Regions from separate parts of the Mus musculus genome. Here region 2 is linked to region 1. The links are chromatin loops, found by intact Hi-C in ENCODE. Cell type or tissue: left cerebral cortex. All regions are shown on one strand.

The links. Hi-C counts contacts between places; a loop is a spot of excess contacts. Peaks named below come from ENCODE experiments on the same cell type or tissue, not always from the same donor. Only the 100,000 strongest peaks of a DNase experiment are listed, where the experiment ranks them.
Region 2: it touches region 1 in a loop (3.0-fold over the local background); 2 of 42 quality-filtered maps call a loop at or near these places.

The regions. Positions count from the first base shown.
Region 1 is chr9:52,673,018-52,681,017 of GRCm38, reverse strand. It overlaps AI593442 (expressed sequence AI593442), which reads left to right and starts at 1,238. Exons shown (of 2, transcript NM_001286641.1): 1 at 1,238-1,435; 2 at 2,501-7,986. The coding sequence starts at 2,743. The coding sequence ends at 3,342. Gm1715 (predicted gene 1715) reads right to left here and starts at 1,155. Exons shown (of 5, transcript NR_045333.1): 1 at 947-1,155. In left cerebral cortex, CTCF peaks have their summits at 4,869 and 6,013; DNase peaks (open chromatin) are centred at 2,521, 2,834, 3,774, 4,826 and 4 more places; H3K4me3 peaks cover 6,321 bases; H3K27ac peaks cover 5,138 bases.
Region 2 is chr9:52,779,734-52,787,733 of GRCm38, reverse strand. It overlaps Gm1715 (predicted gene 1715), which reads right to left. Exons shown (of 5, transcript NR_045333.1): 4 at 4,855-5,024. Among named protein-coding and RNA genes, the nearest start is that of Gm39339, 94 kb to the left of the region's middle. In left cerebral cortex, no CTCF peak of the experiment used is centred here; DNase peaks (open chromatin) are centred at 3,554 and 4,990; H3K27ac peaks cover 2,022 bases.

The DNA of each region.
Region 1 (8,000 bases):
ACTGTAGCTGATAGGAGTGAGTAAGTGGCAGCTAGTATTCCCCTTAGCTTTCCTTCATGATGTATAGCATGAAGAGGAGGCAGGAACACACACTCCACGACTGACCAACTCGGTGAGAAAATGTTGCACACTTTCTAGACTCAAAGACAGGAGGTAAACAAGACAGGAGAGAAGAAAGAAAAAAGCAAAACAAAACACGGTTTTAATAAGTTATCTCAGTGCCCTAAAGACCATACTCTGTTTAGTTAGTGTTCCAAGCAAGCGTTCCCAATCACTCACATAAAGCAAAGCATACTCTATTTTGAAGATGGTTACTATAATAGAATACACTATTTCTGTTTCTGAAAGGATCCCAAACTAGTCGTTCACTGGTCTCTATAAGATTTTTTTGCAGGCTGCTAAGAGCCTTTTTAGGAGATGTAAACATTTAACTGAAAAAGCAAATGTATCAAGAATCAAGCACGTTGACAAAAAATTAGAATCAACGAAGGGACATTTTTTTAGCAGTACACACAATGTTGAGAATTTTTACGGGTCATTGGTTCCTGCACTTCTCTTTGTAATTTCCCCTTCCCACCCTTCAAGCCCATGTATGCTTTGTGTCTTCAGAATGTGGGATCCTCGAAAAAAAAAGGGGTGTTCAATACACCGAATGGATCCTGGGCCTGAAGATGAGCGTGCGGGGGAAGAAATCAAAAAGCAGATGGGATGACATACTTTGGAGACTGGTGGAGAGATGCAGTCTTTGATGCATATTTAGGTTCCTGATTCTGATTCTGTCACAGTTGTGTTGACAAATGTCCTTGCCATCTCCCTAGTATAAGCAGTTTATGCTTAGAACCAGAGGCAGAAAAATAGGATTGGGGAGTAGCAGGGACTCTGATCAGTCAACAGGAAAAAAAAGTGTACCCCCAGGGGAGAAGATTCTCCTGGAGCAAAACTGTACCTGGAGACCGGTTGAGGTTGAAGCATAGAGCAATGGAAGAACTGAAGCCTGCTTCTTCCTAGGCAAAGGAGTGCTTGTGCTGAATGAAGGTGGGTTGCTGGCAGGGTGGAGGTGGGGATGGGGGTGGGTTTGCTCCTCCCAGCCCCAAAGCTGGGGAACAGCAGGAAACTGGGAATGGTGTTGGAGAGGCTGTTATGCCAGGACAAGGTGTTGGGTATGAGGGTGGGTGGGGGCCTGAGGGGTGGCTTGGAGCCCTGGCGGTGGCTGCCTGACGTCACCGGCCTCTCTGGCAATAGGCTAAGAGCTGAGCTCCCCATAGCAGCAGCAGCAGCAGCAGCAAAGGCAGCGGCGGCGGCGGCGGCGGCGGCGGTGGCGGCGGCGAGGGTGGCAGCAGCAGCGCGGCTCTGTCTCTGGTCCCAGCGCTCCGTGCCTTCTGCAGCCGCCACTGCAGCCAAGGGCTCCTTCTCTGCAACTGGCTGGTCCTTCCAGGTAAGAGACAGTGGTCAGGATGAAGGCTTCCATGGCCAGGGGCCCCAGTGGCAGGATGAGGGCGGGTAAGACCACTCCCGCGGCCTGCGCAGGCACCTCTGGACAGAGCTTCAGCCCCCGCCCCTTCCCTGGTGGAGGCTAGCGCTTTGCCTTGCTGCTCCGCAGTGCAACAGTTTGCACCTGCCTTTTGGGAGAGGCAAGGGAGCTGTGCTGCCTGCCGCGGGTCCTCCGGCTTGGTCCTCTGCCACAGCCTCTGGGCCCTGGGGCCAGGGCCCGGGGAAGGCTGGAGACAAGGTCGGTTCCCCAAACTTTGCAAGCGGGAACCCTTCCCCTTTCAGTTCCTGCTCTGGAAGAAAGAAAAAGGATTTTGGATACTGTCAAGTGGGAGGCTCAGGGAGATGAGGGGTGGGGGGCGCTTGGGAGGATGTGCCTCCGCTGAGAAGGGTGTTTCAGCTGCTTTTGATAGGGAGAAAGGGGGAGGAAGGTAGCAAGGAAGAAGGCTGGAGAAAGGTCGAGTATGATCCTGTGTGCCAGATCCAGCGGGTCAGCTGCGGCTAGGGACAGAGGCAGTGGGGTGTATCCCCTTGGGACGGGGACCTTGGGGGTCTGAACGTCCAGGCTGGAAGTGTTTGGAGAGGGAGGGATGGGGAAGGAGGACTGCGTACAGGGAGCCTGCTTGGAGTGCGTGCTGGCGAGATTGGATCCTGAGAGGAGGTCCACAGGACACAGAGAAGAGGGCAGTTGGCTTTCTGGGAAGTAGAGAAAGCCGCTGTGGCGGCCGCTGTTGGTGGCAATTAGAAAGTTGTGCAGGGGGCAGGGCAGCTGCCTTCTCTGCTGAGTAACCAGTGTCTCCGCGGTGCGGTACGGACGCCAGACCCCATCTGAGCCAGCGGAGCATCTAGCGCGGCTCTCCTGGGCTGCCAGGAGCGGTAGGGTTGGGTTGGTGGGTTGTGGAGATGACAGAGTCCATTTGAGGGCCGCTTGACAGTGGTGTCAGATCCCTCTCTTTCTCTGCACTCGCCTTGGCTGTGGCCGGGACCCTAACTAATCCTGTTTTCTTTGCAGCACTGTGCCTGGGGAAAGGAAACAGGATCAAAGAAGACCAGAGACACTCTCCCTGGGGCCACTAGCTCTGGCCCGCTTGCTTGGCGGCAGTTGCTCCCTCAGTCTTTGGCTGGAGAGCTCACTCCCTCCAGCGCTAAAGAGCAGTTGGGGTGGTGTGGGTTCCTGTCCACGTCTTGGCTGGTGGGAACCGTGTGTCCAACAGAGGAAGCCTGGTGGGCCTGGCCCCTCTCAGCCCAGCGCCGATGAGTGCCAGGGCGCCGAAAGAGCTGAGGCTGGCCCTGCCGCCTTGTCTCCTGAACCGGACCTTTGCTTCCCACAACGCCAGTGGAGGCAGCAGCGCAGGTCTCCGCAGCTCAGGCGCAGGTGGTGGCACTTGCATCACGCAGGTGGGACAGCAGCTCTTCCAGTCTTTTTCATCTACGCTGGTGCTGATTGTCCTGGTCACTCTCATCTTCTGTCTCCTCGTGCTGTCCCTCTCCACTTTCCACATCCACAAGCGTAGGATGAAGAAGCGGAAGATGCAGAGGGCTCAGGAAGAATATGAGCGAGATCATTGCAGCGGCAGCCACGGTGGTGGGGGGCTGCCTCGGGCAGGTGTTCAAGCTCCAACCCATGGAAAAGAAACCCGACTGGAGAGGCAGCCCCGGGACTCCGCTTTCTGCACCCCCTCCAATGCTACTTCTTCTTCCTCCTCCTCCTCCTCATCCCCTGGTCTCCTGTGCCAGGGTCCCTGTGCGCCTCCGCCTCCACTGCCAGCCCCCACTCCACAAGGAGCACCCGCAGCTTCCTCCTGCTTGGACACACCTGGCGAGGGCCTTTTGCAAACGGTGGTACTGTCCTGATTGCGCAGCCCCTCTCCTGACCCTTTCCTCGTCTCCAGCATCTTGACCGTCCTCGCTTTTGTTCCTCCTTCCTTCCTTTTCCGTTCTCCTTTGGCCCCTGTTTTCTCTGCCCTCTTTCCTTACCTGGCCACCCTTTCACTGTCTCTCCTCCGCCGAGGCACTGTGCGGTATTTGTAAATATTGGGCGAGGAAAGTCTCAGAGGAAGAAATAACGCTGATAATACTTTACTGATATTTATAGTAATTATTATACTACTAATAACACAGTCCAAGCGCATGACAAATCACATAATTTCTCATTGTTAATGAAGGCTGCATCTTCCCTCCCCACCCCGTGCCCCCCTCAATAAGGAGAAGAAACCGCACAAGCTACCAAATATTTAAGACATTGACACCGAAGCAAAGGGATGGGAGGGGGCCGGTGATGTTGTATATAGCTGTCAAGTGAAGGTTTAGTCGCCTTTCTGCCCCTCCCTCACGGGCTTTCACTTTTCCTTTAGCTTGTCTCCCCTCCCCTTTCCTCACCTTCAGCTGGGCTCAGGCAATAGTATATTATAAAGGCAACATCTACATTAAGCACCAGAGACCACATAGAATGTCCCAGAAAAACGTTTAGGACAGGTAACCCCTCTCTAGTCAGTCATCATTTCACTTTTTGCTTTCCCCCTGGCAGAATTAGAGTTTTACTTTTAGAAATATCACTCGCTGGTCGAGCACAGAAAAAGAAAACAAAAAACAAAAACATACTATCTGATTTGCTGCTCATTAGGGCCCATTTGTACACCTGACTGGTAGTCGTTTTGGTTTGGTTTGTTTGTTTGGTTTTTTTTTTTTCCCTTTGGGGAATTTTTTTTTTTTTTTTTTTTTTTTTTTGAGCCTCAGAGAAACCGGGAGCTGTCCAGCCAGGTCTGGTGCTGAATATGTCTCACCTTCATGGTTACTTCCTCTGGTTGTGCAGACCAAAGAAGGAGCTGTTTTGGAAAGTGATTGTCTTGGTTTTGATTGGTTTCTTTCTTCTTTTTTCTACAATTGGATTGTTTTTTCTTATCACTATACATTGCATAAGTTACCTTTATGTAAAAAAAAAAAGTATTAGGCAATGTGCAGTTCTGAAAATGCAGTATCTAACCAACTAGTATGTTTCTGTTTTATTTTTAGAACAAGTGCACCTTTGTTATATACTTATTATATTGGTACCAAATACAGAAGAAAACTATAGTTCTGTGATATGTCCTCCAAACTGTATATTTTTGTTCTTCTGACTTTCCAGCTGTTGATATAATGGTTGCCACTGGCTGAGGAAGTCAGTGGTGTAGGCCTGGCTTCTGCTGTTTCCGGAAGTGTTCTTTTGTATTTTACGCTGTAGTAGACTATTATAAAACGATGACACCCATGTTTCCCCCTTTTTCTTTTGTGAATAACAGAAACAACCACAACAGAAAACAAATAATGGATGTGCTGGAATGCCATCTATTAAAAACATGGTTAATATTTAAACAGTGCCTGTGGTTCTCTGCATGCAGTTGCCACCTGGAGGCAGTGCTGTGTGTGCTTGCTTGTACTGTATGTGTTTGGGGGAAAGACTGGTGGAGATGTTGGGCAATTTGGATGACAGGACATGACAATTTCCAAGTTAAATCTGTAAACGCTTACAGGATAAAACTGTTTACAGCTTGTTTAGTTATGACTCCATGCCTGCATCTGATATACAGCAAAGGGGATCTTTCTTCTTCCCAAGTCTGGCCTAATTAACCTCCCTGAACACATAGGAAATGTTAAGGGAAAAGGAAAGCATGAGAGAAGATAAATCTCTTGTCCTCTCTTTAAATGTCAGATAAGTCCCTCTATGTTAGACTCTGCTGTTTAGTGAAGGGCAGTGGGACCCCTACATATATCCATCTCCCAAGCCACTAGCTCCCCTCTATGCTCTGTCTTATTTCAAGTTGTATGTGGTTATTATCCCGAGAAATGATTGCCTCTAATGTTTTGGTTACATATAAAGTTTTCCAAGCTCAGTCTGTATCTTTATAAAATAATTTAATAAGGTTGATTTAGTCACCCATAGATATCATCCAAGTCCTTTCTGAAGCACAGAAGACCATCGTTTAAGCATGCCATGTTGTATCATTAGGAAGATCAGGTATAATCTTTGGATACAATATATTAAACAATGAACCAGATTCTCTCCAGTGCCTTAGTCACTTCCTAGTAACAGGTCAGAGTGCATTCAGTCCCTCGGGCCACCAAGGATGCTGTTAGTGTATCAGAGCTCTACACTGTACAACAGAATGGCTAAGGCACTGTGAAGGAGAATATCCATTAATCTCTTTAACTTGCCCTCATCCAACTGTAGCTCTTAATACCGTCTTACAGAATGGGTTTTAGATGTGAAATCTGAATAGGATCAGGAACCCAGAAGGAAGGTTCATCATTTCAGTGAGCTCTACATAAGTGCATAGATATTACTTTTTTCCATTATTTGGTGCACTCTTTTTACAGTAAATAATTTCCCATTTTATTAAAGCAATAAGATATTCTGTTTTGAGCAGCGCTAGATGCTCATTCCACTTCCTTGGTGCTGAAGCAACTCATATGTTCTTGCCTTATGAATCACAGTGCATTCAAGGCATGCAATAATAATCCCCTTCCAAGAAGCAGCCTGCACACCCTAGGGGGCAATGTCCTACATACTTTTCCCCAAAAGAAATAGAGCAAACAAGAAATAAACTAATTATGTGTATTTTAAAAAAAACATCTTGATACCTCTAACCATAAGCACACATCTGTAATGTGCTATCATTGTGCACCTTTAAGTGTATATGCCTTTTCCATCAATTGACTAGGGATTAATATTTTAATAGTGTCCTGTGTAAAGATGATGCAGCTTATCAATCACATTTCATACTGAGTTTAATATGCTGTGAACCTGGTGGCACCACACAAGATTTCTGTTAGTTAGAGTGATAATTACATGAAATTCTAGTAGGCCAGATCCCACACCAAATTATTGTAATAAAGATACGACAATGCAAATTTCTATAGAGTCTGCTTAGATTGCTACTTAGAGAGCGCAACTGACCCATATGACATTCGAGTTTTCATTTTTATGAGACAAAAGGCATTATGAAAATAGCTAAATTTACTCTAAGGATCTTGTTTACTGATGTCCCGTCAAACTAATTGCTCCAACCTTCTATAGCTACAGCTCAGCTCCTGCACTTGCTATTCAGTATTAATAAAGTAGCATGCTTGATTCTTACTATTTTAAAAATGAGAAAAATAGAGAGAGAATGCCGATATGTCAACTATATGGGACTCTGACTCTTGAAGATGAAGATGGATATAATCTTTAGAATTTATATACACCCATAGATATGTATTTATATATGCATACATTTTGTACAAATTTACAATGGACTTTTTGTATTCTCTTTTCTGTCATTATAAGTATGAGACTGAAACCAAATAGTTGTTCCATCCTCTGATCCAGAGAGGATCTGAGGAGTCAGGTGTATGCATGTACTTGGTTCTCTGAGGTCAAATCAGAATGGCTTTCTCTTTATTTAGTGGAAGGGGAGAGTCTTCCTTGGCTTGGGGAATTGGTAATTAGATAAGCTTCCTTTCCTATATTAGTGACTCAAATGTAGCAATGATAACGAAGTCATGACCATCTCTATGTGGTCCAGCTATTTGATGGATCAAAAATCTATCTACACGAGCATTGGAGCCATCTAGACCACAATCATGGATTGCAATCTGATTTTTCCTCTTCACTTTCAACTTACATGTTGTATGAGATACAACATATACCTGCATAGCTAAAGGTAAAATGAAAATATACCTACTATTTGTTTAGTTTGAAGAGTAGCTTTTTGGAAAATATGGACAATTTAGCTTTAAAAATTACTGGGCATTTGACTTTTTAACCCTCCCTATCTGTAACCATTGAATTGATTAGATACTGACTAAAATTTCTTTTTCCAATGCATAGGCATAGATTTTAAGTGCTTTTAATGGATAATTGCTAAGAAATGACTAACTAGTATTACATGAGAGTTATGGGCTAAATTGGAACCAGAAACTTTAATATGGCTTCTAAAATTCACTCCCATGGAAGTCTAGGCTTTGGACTCGAATCTGAAAAGCCACTTATTCATGTTTGGAAATTGTGGTGTGGTCCATAGATGTTCATGTAAGAACGGATTGCCCCATCTACACAGGAAGGTATTTCATCACTGGGCTGAATATAAATCTGATTCTGGTTTAGTTTTTCCTTATTTGATAACATTTTGGAAGCAGACGTGATGGCTTCACATCAATACTTATCAATGTCACCAGCCCAATGGTGCAATTGGTGCAGTGTCAGAATGCTTAGTGGAGAATAAGAACTTACTTAGCTTTAATTGAGAGACAGTGCATTATTCGGGTTGCTTTACCCATTTGAGGAAGGATATTTCACTGAGACTTGTGGTCTCACAGGATTGCTGCTACAGAGAGGATAACGACAGTGATGGCATCAACAGAAGAAGTGATTTTTGAACTCGAGTATATCCAATAGATAGAATAAAACAGGTATTAGAAATTCATGAAAAATTTGTTTTGCTTTTATATCAATAAAAGAGTTTTCTTGTTAATTGGCCTTTGGACACGATTTCCTT
Region 2 (8,000 bases), 110 kb before region 1:
TGCCGTCTTCATTTCATTGAGCAAAATGACTGGCACATAGCAGACAGTAAATAGATGACCAAATAAATGGTCCTGGGTTTTCAAACAATTCTAGAGAAGATAGGGAACCTCTATTAGTTATTTCCATCCCACAGATTCTTTATACCTTTATGGACTTCCTTATTTTATAGCATAAACCTCATTTTCTTACTTTGAACACATAAATAGATAAAAAGATTGCATGCACAGAACGATTCTTCATTCACCTTGTGATGATAATAAAAATATCATATTGCAGTAAAGATTTAAACTCATTATTAGAAAGTTACTCTTGTAAAATATTCAGATTGTTTTCTTGAACTTTTGGAATACATTGGCTTTTTTTTTTTCTTTTAGAAACAGAAATAAGAAATAGAAGTATCATCAGGAAGCCAGTTACTTTTGAGGTCGATGTCTCCTGAAAAGACACGTGTACTCAGGAGAAATGAGTACATCTCAGAACAGAGAGCAAGCATTCTGATTAGACTCCCAGAATCATTTTCTTCAGAGTGAGTTTTAATATTTGAAGGTTAGAAAGGTGAGCCCAAGCCGGATACAGTGTGTGAGAACAGCCCACTTTTGCTAAGCAAATTACCTTGGAAGTGGTTCAGTGTTGGATTCAGGGAGGACTATGCTTGCCCTGGGAGGAGAATGCTGAGGGTAAACAGCAGCTCCTGCCAGCAAGATGCCAGTGATCCATCCAAGCTCATCAATCAATATTGGATGTCAGAAATGAGATTGAGCGCCCTGACTCCTCTGATAATGACCAGGAAAATGAAGATATCTTGGAGAATAGCCAGAAGCAGAAAGACTTCAGGTTTTGACACTGTCCTCTAGTGATGGGTTCTGCAATATGTTTTCTATTTGCTCTTAGACATTCTCTAAGGACCCCTCCCTTCTTTTTCAAACACCATGCCATATTCTAGGTTTTTGTTTTCTGTGGACAACATACATGAAATGGGCTGTTATCCCAATTTGTGAATAAGTGATGTTTATATTCAGACTTGCCATTTATTTAATATAGACCTTGTGTGGCACTGTGTTCCACTTAGCATGTGCATGGGGAAGATGTATGTGACTGAACATACCTGCCAAGGCCAGAGGATCAGATTCACCCAGAGCCAAAGTTACAGGCAGTTGTGAGCCACCCAACACATATCCTCGGTACTGAACTCAGGCCCTTGGTAAGAGCAGGACATGCTCTCAACTGCTGAGCCATCTCTCCAGACCTCTGTGTGTTGTTTTTGCAGCTGCATCTTTTCATTTAATTGTATCAGCAACACCATAGAGTAGATAAAAGAATTGTGTTGTGTGTACAGACACATGTGGGTACCTGTGGGTATCAGAAGTATTGAACCCCCCTAGAGCTGCAGTTACAGGCATTGTGAATATCTGGTATGCACTGGAAACTACAGTCTGGCTCTCTGGAAGACCAGTGCTCACTCTGAAACATTGATTTATTTCTCTAGTCCCTCTCAAATACTCTTTATTAACCTAATCATACATACTGATTGGATACAGTAAGATATTTGAATGAATGTGCTCTGATCAAATCAGAGAAGTTAACATTCTCTTTCCATGATGTTTCTGTATTTAGAGCCCTCAAGTCCACAGATACTTATATATAATCAATACATTTTACCATATTGGTTGCCACAGCGTTACTGTATTCCTTTCAAGGCATCAAGATACCTTGCTCTTTCTTACACGCTTTCTGTTTACATTTGCACATCCCATGGGGTAAGCTATTCCTACCACTGTTACAGGCCAGCCTTCAAAGTAAGCCCCTTTCTCCTGACAGTTTGCTTAGGGTGTCAGCTTGATGTACAGTGCTGAGTTTAATTTCTTCTGTGCACTGGAGTATGGTCTCTTTACAACATTTTTTTTTGTTATAATTAATGACTTTAGACGCAAAGTGTACAACTACAGAGTTGGAGAGCCTCACTGTGTGCGGGCTGCATAGGAATGGGGTATTCTAGCATCCCATGCAGATGTGTGGATAAGGTAGTGCTGTGGGGTGCCCAGGGTGTGGCCATTACTATAAGGGGGCAGTGACATTTATGGATTTACAGCTGTTCCTTAAGGTACTGACAATGTGAGGTCTCTTACACAGGCAAGGGCTTCTGGCCCAAATACTGCATGGGAGGATGAGGCAGTAGAAACCACAGTGCCTCCAAAACCTCTTTGGTAATTACACATGCTATAGTGCATGTGTAGTAGCTTAGTGGCATCAGGAGCTATGGTGTTTGAAAGGAAATATAATGTCCATTCCTAGCCCTGTAAACAACATATAGCCAACTGTAGCATGCAGCCAACTGTAGCATAGGGGTGAGATGGATCTTACTTCCCCCCTTTTCAGCAGCGTGGGTCCAGGCATGGGACAGCAGTAGGAACTGCCACTTTTATTCCTAGCCCTTTTGCAGTACATGTATATATATAGGAGATGGGGGATGGGTGGAAACTGCATAAGCACCCTCTTTCAGTGTTGGCAACAGTATGAGCCCATAGATAACTGGGCTCATGAGCCCATAGATAACCTTGGTCCTGAAGGACAGACATGTAGGTCTCCTGACTCTTAAGAATGGCAATTTCCATTATCTGTGCTGGAAAATCAATTTCTTGCACTGTAGAGCACTAAGCAGGCTTTATTCTTTGGATGATATGTACTTTTCTGAATTTAGTCGGTGTAATGTCTGTGGGATCCCAGATATGGGATTATATACGGTCTTCTAACTCCTAGAACAGTATAAAATCTGAGAGTAGCTCATCTCTTAAGATGTGGATATTTTCACTCAAATGAAACAATGAAGACTTTACCTAAGGGCATGGCAACAATGAAGACTTTACCTAAGGATTGGGGTACAGTTTCACAGGACTGGGAGATAGAATGTGTTTATTGAGTGAAAGACAGAGAAGTGAGCCTAGGGTTCAATAATGACCTTGAAGATGGACTGATGCTCTACTTTAGTCTCTCAGTGGTGACCATAAGGGACACTTAGCTAAGGTAACACTGCTTAGGGTAATGCACTTGGCCATAAACTGTGTGTGAAGAGAGAAATAGCCTAGTACAAAAACTTCTTGGCAGTGGTCAATGGACTGGGTGATTGATCACATTCTTGTAAGAAACAATGTGGGGAGATTAGTGATAGGAACATCCTTAGAATGAAGAGAAAGGACAATGTTAAGTGGCTTGTAGAAGTGGATGCAAGCATGAGTATGTTTGTATTGAATGTTAATTCCCACCAGAAGGCTTCTCTTTCATCAAAACAACAAATAGCCAAATGTCCTTGGCCTTTCCTGTGTTTATACAGTAATTTAATCAATGATGGGAAGGCTACAGACAGCACGGGACCCTTCTCACTGAAGGCTGATGGAACTTCTGCTACTGTTCGGCTTCTGAGTTGCGATACAATCCAAGTTATGAGTCACTTGTGTAGTACCATCTAGATAAGCATAAGCAACTCTGATTAATCATCACCACCCTGAATTAGAAAGAACATCTCCTGGTTTGGACTGACACACTGGGTATGTATTTGACTTCTTGACTTCAGTGCCTTAGCCCAGCACTACCACATGAAGCCTCAAAAAATTACCAGAATGGGATGGATATTGCTTCAGACCAAGGGACCATTTCCTACCCAAGGAGTCACAGCAGGAGGAAGGTAGCTGGGGAATGTGCTAGCTCTTTTACTGGGCACATGATATAGAAGGACAGTTAGTGTTTTATGGTGTTTTGTTAGTTTTGGGTGGTACTAGCAATTGAAACCATGCCCTCACTCATGCTAGGCAAATACTTTTGCCACTGAGAGGTATCCCTAGCTCTAGAAGAATTTTTTAAAACAGAGATGTGAGTGTTAAATATCACTATCAGGTATGTCCCTAATACAGGGATCCAAGAATCAAGAGGAATTAGGAATAATTTCACTTGCACTTATTTCTAGTGGCCCATTTCAAAGTTTTGTTTCTCATCTCTGACTTTACGCCTATATATTTAGGAGGCATTGTAATCTTCAATATGAGTATGACATATACAGTACATTCTTGATCACCTTAGGAATACCTACTTAGTTTTGTTTCAAAATAGCTGAACTTGATTACCATGAAAAGGCTGGATTACTGCTATTTAATGGTGGCATATGTTTAGAACTTACTGTCAGTGGGGACATCTTTCACTATTAATGGGAATGTCTAATGACAACTATGTCCTAATTGAGACCAGCACGTGCAGGGGCTCAAAACTCTCAGGAAGAGGGCCCAGGTCACCTCTTTATGGAAATGATCTCAATTAGAGCACTAGCCATGATGAGAAAGGATTATCAGCTCTTAAGACCAAACAGAGTAGCATGGGCAGTCATTCCTACCATGAAATCTTTTAAGTAGCTTTCTAGAGAAGTTTTGATCAACCAGAATCAAATGGATGAGAACTTTCAGGAAGAGAAATTGATACAGAAAAAGAAATAAACATAAAATGTGAAGTGCATTGGCTTTGGACAGAAGTTCAAGAAGAAAAAAAAAAGGTGTTTAGAATATAAGGTAATAGAAGCAATGGAAAAGGAAGAGTATATGGCAGGACAAGATGACATCACATGTTGTCAGTATCTCTAGGGGACAGCAACACACCTCTAAGTCCTGTGTTGGATGCAGGAGCAAAAGAAGGGAGTTTTGCCAAAAGATTGGCAACTGTTAGAGTGATGGGTGAGTGGAGGTGTCAGAGGTGGGGACCGAAAATTCAGTAGCATCCTTGGAAGAAAGAGTTTCATGTTTACAAGAGAAGCTGTGCTTATGGACCCACTAGTGTTTAGGAATCCTCCAGAGGGTCCTCGGCTCCTCTCATACCTGCTTCTCAACACTTCAGTGTGCTTTTCCTAATTTCAGGTTGCAGGCATAGGACACCAGCAGAAGTAGCTGAAAGATTCATCTCCTAGTGTACCGCTGAGCAGGAAGGCTGGCTTATGAAAAAAAGATGGATTATTTCATAAGCTATGATGTAACAAATGGTTGGCCATCTGCAGAAAGAAGGAAGAAAAAGAAGAAGATAAAGGCAAGCTTTAAATTCATTTCGTACATTAAAATACATTCCATATGGAGCAAAGACTTAAAAATAAAAAGTGAACTAAAAAAATCTCAGGAAAAAAATGGGAAAAGTTCTTTAGCTAGGGAGTGGGGAGTGTCTAAGTAAAAAAACCTCAGCAACTATTAAAATGTAAAAGTTCTGTAGGACAGAAACAAGTGTCTTTAATATTAGCCAGTGTTTGAGGCCTGCATGTGGTTTACATTATTGCTTAAGTTACTACTGTATAGAAATATCTGAAGTCAATGCCTTTGCCACTATTCTAAGTGAAGAAGGCTTAGAAAGAGCAGGCTATTCTGATAGGAAAGATGATGGGAAATGGGGTAGGGTCAGATTTACCTCAGGTGGATGCTTCTAGACAGACCTTGGGCTTTAATTTTAAATTTGTGTTTTGAAGAACTAGGATGTCAGACCGTTGAAGAACCTTCGCAGAAGCTATCACAATTTCTATTCACAAACACTTCATGGAACTACATACAGCAGTCCAGTTCAGTAGTGTCAGGATGCAGCAGTGGTGGCAAAACCTAACAGGAATAGCCAGGCCTCAGAATCATCATGAGTTAGTGGGAGGGGATTCAGACCAGCAGGGATGCCAGGAGAAGTTCTCTGCTTGCCTCTCTCAACAAATCAATGATCAGAGAAGACTTGGGACCCAGAAGCTGTCTGCACTCAGCTCCATCTAATGTTGGCCTCTTAGAGAGTTTTTACAGTGCAATTAAGAAAACCAAGAAATGAATATTAGTGTAACACTATTACTGAGCTATGGGATGCCATTCAAATTTCCTGTTTTTTTCCTCCATCCTCCTTTTCCTGCTCCCATACCCAAATGCATACCTAGCACTGAATCACATTGTTTAGCTGTAATATCTTCCTTATCCCCTCCTAACTGTGGCAACACCCTCAGTCCTTCCTTGTGTTTTATGAACTTGCCACCAGAGGTATTGTTTAACTTATTTTCTGAATGACATGGATCTGACTTCTTCTTAATGACTAGATTTTGCTACAATTTTGGCAACAATAGCATAATGGCTTTGTGGCCTTAGGAATGACATCTGAGAGGGCATCATGTCAGCCATCTCATTGCAGATAAGGCTAGCCGTCCTCATTTGCCTAAGGTGATGGCTGACAGTGTTCACCAATGTAGCTTCTAGCTTCAGTAGACATTTTGGAAATGATAGTTTGACTTTATGCAACTGATCCTGTTTCTTTCTTTCATCCACTAATTCTCCTGTTTGTTCTGATCTTGTTTCTACAACTTCTATGCTTTCTTAATGGTTTTGTGTTCATTTTGCCTTACATTTATTGACTTGAATTATTTTGTAGAAATACTTTTTTCTGTCTCTTATATAACCATTCATTTATTTTGGTATTAATTCATGAATGTTTTATTCTTTGCACTGCAACCTACTGCTATAATTATTTTCCCTTTCCAGCTTTGCCATTCAAAATCTTTTGACAGGTTATGACATCCTTTGATGATGGTCCCACTCCTCTTCTGCTTCTTCCTCCTCTCCTCTACTTTCTTCAGCCTCTGACACTATCAGATGCTCTGAAAATTGTGTATATTCCTGACGTATTAGTGAGATCAACCACCTCTTGGAAAGTCTCCAACTTACTTAGGAATTAAGGTACTGTGCTCCCTCACTCATTCTGGAAAAGTGTTTTTCCCAGAAATAGAGTTTTAAGAGGGCATTCCCCTCCCCCACTTTTCTTTTAGAACTCTAAATGCTGCCTGTCATTTTTGTCTTCTGAATGTCAACAGTTCTGTTTGGAGGAGAGGGATATTGTTTTATTATAATGCTGCATTTACCACTTCCCCCTTGTATGCTGGATGTTTCTAAGAGCTTATTTTGGTTTTCAACAGTTATACTGTCCCCCAGCAGGTTTTAAAATGGTAATTAGTCTGGGAGTTTTTTTCAATATATAGATCTATGACTGTATATGTTTAGGTGACATGGGGCAGGAGGGAGAACTTGCTTGTCTTTCACATTTGGGGATCTGGTGCATACATATTAAGTCACTTGCTACCACCACATGATTCATTCTGAACAGGTTTTCTGGGATGTCTTAAAGTTCATAAGTCTTTAATTCTGCTTCATCTAAATGACATTCTGCACAATTTAGTGAATTTTTTATTTCAGAATTTTTTGCGTCTTTCTTAGATGTTCCATTTGGCTAATATTTTTGTCTAATTTCTTCTTTAAATTCATACAGCTTTTTAAACCCTCGAGCACAATTATAACAGTATTTTTAAAGTTAGTCTGCTCATTACATAATAATCATAATTCCTGGATTTGTTTGTGCCCTAGTTATGGATTGTATTTTCACATAGTCATTGCAAGTCAAGGAATTTTTAAGTGTGTGCTTGATGTTTTCTGCATTATGTTCTTGATTCTCTCTTTTTTTGTTATTAGTATTTCACTGGGTAGTTTTGAAAGATGCTTTGATGGGTGGTTAATTTTCCTTTAGACCGTTTCATTTCAGTGTTTATTGTGGAAAAATGTACAATGTAGTATTAATACTTTCAACCCTTTTAAAATGAACAACAGGGACATTAAAAAATATTTATGTTGAGTACCAACTATCACAACTATCCGTCTCCAGAACTTTATATCAAACTCTGTGAACATTAACTCTCTTTGTTAAAGTTTTGTCTCATATAGTTTTGTATAGGATTTCCCTAATGGTTAGCAATGTTCGGTGAGCATTTCATGTAGGCTTAAATTTTTCTCAACCTATTTTTAATGATGGATCTTAAATGCTTTAACCTCCCTTCTAGTGCACCATCTGTCTGAAAGGAAAGGTTATTAGGATATGGGGAAGTAGATCTATTTAGACATGGTTCTTTGGAGCAAATCCCTCTAAGTTGCCAGGAAAACAGCAGTTTAGTTCCCAGGTCAGCATCAGTAGC